2 separate regions of the Mus musculus genome follow, and region 2 is linked to region 1. Evidence: chromatin contacts called from ENCODE POLR2A ChIA-PET data. All regions are on one chromosome and are shown on one strand. Each heading gives the region's core, a stretch centred on a gene start or an enhancer-like site at or near the end of the contact. The rest is flanking DNA. Distances are from core to core; before and after follow the strand shown.

Region 1 (3,190 bases), core at 277-2,776:
AGACCGCCAGTGCCAGATTACTTTCTGAAGGGGTTGTGCTGATTGACAGTCACACTAACAACCCAGGAAGAGCCTTGTGGAATATATTTTATGAATTAAAATAGAACTTGTTGTACTTAAACCTTGCTGTGTGTTTATAGAGTATAGATCAGTGCTAGTGAGAAGCAGATAGGAGGCACTTCCCACTTGACTCTGTACCCTGCTCCTTCCCTGTGACTGCCACCACCCCCACCCTTCCTACCCCCACCCGGCCACTATATTATGGGTTATAAGCTAAATATAAACTAAGATCTAAGCTTGAAGTCGGTCTTTTTTTCTTTTTTCTTTTTTTCCCTTTTCAAGGTAGAACTATGTGGCAATGACTCAGTCTGCCCCAGATTTAAAAAGAAAGAAAAGAATTGGTTCCTGGCCAATTGGAAATGGGTAGAACCATTTCGTCACATTCCTTGCCTTGTTTTGACTTAGAGAAATTATGTGCTTCATTGTCATTTGATAAGATACATTAAATAAATTAAAAAAAAGAGTAAATGCACAAGGAAACCCAGGGTAGATTTCCTTACAGCAATCTTATCGTTTGACTAGATAATGTCATTTTCCAAAGGACTAGTAGCAGTCCCGAAGTGATCTGGTTTCGTGGGAGTGGAGGAGGGACTATTGGAACAAAAATGCAATGGTCCAGGAAGGAAAGGGAGGGATACTAGTTTGCTATTGTGAAGGATGTCTTTCAAGGGAGGAAGAGATGAGGGAACTAAAGGGGGTTCCTGGGGGGTGGGGTGGGGAGGAGGGATGGGATTTATAGGGAGAGAGGGCACTGTAGGGGGTTGGTTCCTTTAAGGGAGGAAAAGATTGAGTATTTTGCTGTCAATTTCTGTTCAGTTGTTTTAGATTCATTTAAAATTCTTTAAAGCCTTAGTTTCTTTGTTTCTGATATTCCACTTCTAGTTAAACTATTGAGAGAAATCTGAAAGATTTTGCAATCTAGGAGGTCTGCAGGACCCAATAAGAGTTACAGACTTCTCTTTAACCTACTCACATCAGAGTCTGTTAGTTCAAGGACAGAACCCAGGACCACTGAGAGAAACACAGAAGTAGCTCTCAGAGCTTTTCTCATGGCAAATTTTTACCCTAAAGATGGCCCAAAGGACATGAGAGCCAGATTCCTTAAATGAAGTGCAGGGTCTGTCTAGACCTTGCCTCCAGGAACTCTGCCGTGACTGCTCTGGATGGAGTAGGCCTTGGGTGTCCCAGGTGATGCTAGCAAGCTGTTTTAAGTGGAGCCTGATCCATCCCTATGCATGCATGCATGCACATGTGCATGAGTGTGCATTCAGGGTTTTGTAGAGAATCTCGGATAGAAACTGATTAGAGGAGGAGAGACTATTACTTGAGTGTTGAAGTAGTGATGGCCATCATGAGTTTGGCTTTTCCTTCCCCACATATTGTGATTCCCTGGCTGCTCGCAGATGTTAGCTGCTTAAAGTCTGACTGGACATAAAGGGAAATTCTGTGTTTAGACAAAGTGGTACTGGACTGGTGGGAACTGATTCTGATCTTTTACTGTGAGGAAATTGTTGTAAAGGGGGCTAGCAAGAAAGCCCTGTAGAAGCCATTTAAAGTTCATGAGATGGCATGCTTAGCCACAGTCAGACTTACAAGCGCTTGCTAAAGAACCCTGAGACATGCTTGAGCGAGGACCGGCTTACAGTCTCAGACTACAGTTTGAGATATTTTGTTTGGCATTAAAAGCCAGGCAATTTGGAGAAATTGGATCATATCCGTATCATTACATACTGTTTACTTAAAATATTGGTATTAGTACTGTAGACTGTAATAACAAATCTTGTAATGTGTGTCCATCCATAAATTGTTACTCGTTTTCCCACTGGCTCACAACCCAGCACCAAGAAAACACTGCAGAATAAAACCTATGTGCTAATGGAGACAACCAGAGTCAGGGTGTGTGGGTTTGTGGCTCACTTCCCAGTTCTGTACACTAGGTGGTGCTAGTGTCGCGCTGTGAATACCCACAAAGGCCTGAACACATGTGTTGGTGTATTTTTACCACTTGGGGTCACTTAAGGATTACCTGACTTGCCTCTTTTCCATCTAAGCAAATTCACAGATTCCAAGGAATTATTTCCCCATTACATTTGTCAGAGTCTGTGGCTTTTTTTTTTACCTAGATCTTGAAGGCCAAGAAGTGTGAATTGGAATTTTTTTTTTCCTTAGCGAATTGGCCCCACATGGCTAGTGCCTGGGTGGTTCCTCCTGTCACAGTATGGTGGACTACCCCCCACCCCACGCCTTCTCTTGGGCCCACCATTGGAGACTTCTCCGTATAAAGATTTTCCATACATGTCAGGATCGTGCTTACGCTAATTGCTGTGCTCATTAACATCTCCAGAACTTGGAGTGCTTTTTCTCAGTCATTTCCTTTGATTTTGCCTGTCTCTGAAAGGCCAGCTCTGAACGAAGTGAGGTGGGTATCACATTAACTAATTGCTGACACCCACCGGCTTTCTTGCCTCCTATGCAGCTGATCCCAGGAATTACACCATTGCCCCTGGAGAGCATGCTAGAAATTTGTGGAATGGCCCTGGTGGACTTGCCTGCCTGTGGGTGGGTATGGGTGAGGACAAGGGCAGGATGTGTGGGCTTGCACAGCTTGGACAATGAGCCTAGTCACTTCATATGGCAGCTCATGGGGACTTATGTGAACACTCAAAACGTGGATGGTCTTTCAGAATCTCCCTTCTCAGCAAGTAACTTCTATTTTTCTTCCTTTCTTCCTTCCTATCTTTTTTTTTAAACTTTCTTTGATGTGTTTGCATATTTTATGTGCCTGGTACCTGTAGAGCTCTTAAGATGATATTGTATCTCCTGGAACTGGCGTTATACATGACTTGAGCCAACATAGGTGCTGGAACCAAACCCAGGTCCTTTGCAAGATCAACAAATGCTCTTAAGTGGGAGCCATCTCTCCAGCTATATACCTTCTGCTATCACTGAATAGCTTCTCTCCAGCTATATACCTTCTGCTATCAGTGAATGGCTTCTCTCCAGCTATATACCTTCTACTATGACTGAATAGCTTCTTAGGTGATGGAAGCAGAACTGAGTCACCAACTCAAGAACATCCTCTGCTGGGGCCATTTAAATCTGTGACAGAATTCATTTGGTTTCTACCACT
Region 2 (2,990 bases), core at 469-2,968, 34 kb before region 1:
AATAGAAGCAATTCAGCTATTGGGAAGTCCCAAGCTCATCTCGGGCCTAGGGCCTTGAACTTAATTTCTATGATTAAATGGAGTCAAAAGTGAAATGGTAGTACTTAGAATACATTTCTTTTGCTTGCTTCTAACAGTGGGAAGCTGCAGGCCTAAATGGATTATCCTTTTCCTTTGGAGCTTCAGATCAACACTGTTACATGTAATAATGATAATTAGAACAACATATACATTATTACTATGCATAATAGAACAGCAAATATACTTCTAAGAGCTTTGTGTCAGGTCCCAACGACCCTGGAACAAAAGGCTAACTGTGGTGTCGCATATCATAGCTCACAATGGCCTCTCAGCTCACTCAGCACCTGTGTTTCCTCTCTGCTCTTCTCACCCTGCCCCCCTCCTACCCTAAACCTCTCCAACCCAGGGGCTTCCCTTCCCTCCCCCAGCTTCTAAATCAACCCCTGCCGTTTTAGCTATGTGCTCTGCCATTTTAGCCATGTGCTCTCCTGGTTCTTCTTCCTCTCTTGGCTTGCTTGGTTCTCTTGGTCTTTCTTGCCTTCTTGGTGTTCTTGGTTCTCTAGATCCCTTCTTGCCCTTCTCTCTTCTCTTCCTCTCTCACTGTCCCTCCCTCTCTCCTCTCATGGCCAAGTCTATTCTGCTGGCCACCTTCATGCCACCATTTTTTCTACTCTGGACTTTTCTAGATGCTTCTGACTGTATTCTCTACCATATCCACAACAAAACCCTTCTTCTTAACTATACCTTGGAGCAGGCATGCCCTATTTCCATCCACTTTATGTATTTTACTTAATACTCACCACGAGCTTATCACATATCTATCCATCATGATATATCCATTCATGTTAATATTTATCATCTATTTTATAGATGAATGAACTGGAGCGCAGAGAAGTTCTACGATTTTAGGATCGCACAGCTAGCCTGTAGCAGGGCTAGAATTCAAACCCATGATATCTGTCTCTCAAGTTTGTGCTTCTAGCCCTAAGTTGCCTAAAGGTTTCCTGTTTCTCCCCAATTTCTGGACAGGCTACAGAGAGCACAGAATGGTCCTTAGAGTTAGGTAGATCCCCGATTGCCATTGTCTGTGGCATTACATAATCTATTAACATTCCCGAATCTTAGTTGTTTATCTGATGACTCCAACACACCCCTTACATAGTATGGAGATGAGCCATAATCCCTTTACTGATCCAGCTCTCTAAAGGGAGGGGGTACTTAAAATAATTTGCCTGTCACGCCTGAAATGTCAGAGCTACATTAAACATGGTTGAATGAAAGGAACATATACCACTAATTTTTCCAATAAAAATATTTAACAGGTCCTGTGGGTTACGAACACTCGCTAGTCTTGGTTGGCTGGGCAATGAATTCAATGTATTCTTAAGTCATTCCCAAACTGCTTGGCTCTGCTCATCCTTGTGAGATTGAAGTCAGAGGGCCCAGTTTTACTATCAGGACAGCCTGATCCATTGTTTGAGATCTCAGTATCACACGACTTCCTCTGGGTACATCGTAACTCTGAAGATGGATATCAATAACAGGGCTTGGCTATTAGGGAAAGCAAAGTCTACAGGCCCTGAGTGAACCACCCGGAGGGTCTTTTCGTCCTCGGAACCTTTCTCCTGGGTCTGTATCCTCGTCCGGAATCGGAACACCGAAGAGCTCGAGCCGGAAGCGCGCGCCGCCGCGGCCCCGGCGTGTCTGGAAGGAGGGAATCGCCCGGGCCCGCAGCGGAGGAGTGCGGGAAGATGGCGGCCTTCTCCGGTTCGTTGTGGGAAGCTAAAGGGTTACGAACGAGTCGCCTCGACCCACAGGGAGCGGGTGGAGTGTGCTGCTGTGGCAGTGGGGTCGGTGGGATGGTGGGAGAGCTGTCTCCGCCTGGGGCCCTGCGCGGTGGGGCAGGGACGGTGGGTTCAGGCCGGGCTTTTCCCCGCCGGCAGCGCCCGGGAGTCTTTGCTAAGCGGCTTCTCCTTCCTCCCTTCTGCCTTCGGCTTTCCCGCCGAGCACTCACCTGTCGCGTCCCGTGGCGTCTGCGCTCGCCTGGTCCAGTTTTCTGCCTCTCTGACGTGGCGGTGACTGTTGGGAACCCTTTTCTGTCTCGGGTCCTGGCCAGGATGAGCAGCCGCTGAGCGTGGGGGAAGGGGACATTTGGGGCAAAGATGATGTTGTCCTGCTTGGATTTATCCCCCTAGGTCTTTACAAAATAAATAAATAAATACATGAATACATAAAGCTGCTGATAGTAAAAATGATCGGCATTCGGGAAGCTGGACACTTCGAGAGTTAGCATTGAATGGCAAAGCTAAAGAAAAATATTTTTTTCCTCACGGACTAAATATAATTTTTGAGAATTAGTTACTTGCTTTGTGATACCAAACAGGATTTGGGATGGGGTACTGAACCCACCAGTTAATATTTCTTGTTTTCTCTATTAACCTCTTACCACCCACACACAATTTGGAAAGTTCCAACCAGCCTTGAATATACTAAATATCGTCTTTCCTTCTCAATACATACATATGTGCATATGTACATAAATATATACATATATATGTACACATACACATATGTAAATGAACAGATAAAATTAAATGTACTATCTTTTTGTGTTATTAACCTATTTAAACGACATTATACTATTGTTGGCTGTTTCCTTTTTCTCCTGTAAGAATATCAGGAATTCCAAATCTCAGGCTTCAGGGGAAAGCATTTCTTTTAAAGTCACTTCTGAGAGGAATTCTGTCACTTAACACAATTTTTAGCCCCGAGATCTGTCAGGGGGTTGTAGGTCATTGTTTTATAGGCACACATTTTTGGGAGAAATGCACAAATTTAAGGACAAGACAATATTCTGATATGAACAAAAGTAGAAGAATTTGAATATGTATCTGTTTCTCCTTAAAGAGTTTAACTGTTAAACTGTGAAAGACAAGTTTTCTGTAGAAAATAGACCTAGCAAATGACCA

The links. ChIA-PET counts read pairs that join two places held with the same protein, here RNA polymerase II (POLR2A).
Region 2: POLR2A ChIA-PET joins it to region 1 with 12 read pairs in Patski. The contact joins the promoter of Ddx1 here to the enhancer-like site in region 1. POLR2A ChIA-PET finds 5 or more read pairs at or near these places in 2 of 5 experiments (Patski and embryonic stem cell).

The regions. Positions count from the first base shown.
Region 1 is chr12:13,213,904-13,217,093 of GRCm38, reverse strand. No RefSeq gene overlaps it. Among named protein-coding and RNA genes, the nearest start is that of Ddx1, 34 kb to the left of the region's middle. Within about 2 kb of position 1,526, at least 1 of the 3 ENCODE cell types and tissues checked has a DNase peak (open chromatin) inside an H3K27ac peak, as active enhancers do.
Region 2 is chr12:13,247,902-13,250,891 of GRCm38, reverse strand. Ddx1 (DEAD box helicase 1) reads left to right here and starts at 1,718. Exons shown (of 26, transcript NM_134040.1): 1 at 1,718-1,788. The coding sequence starts at 1,773.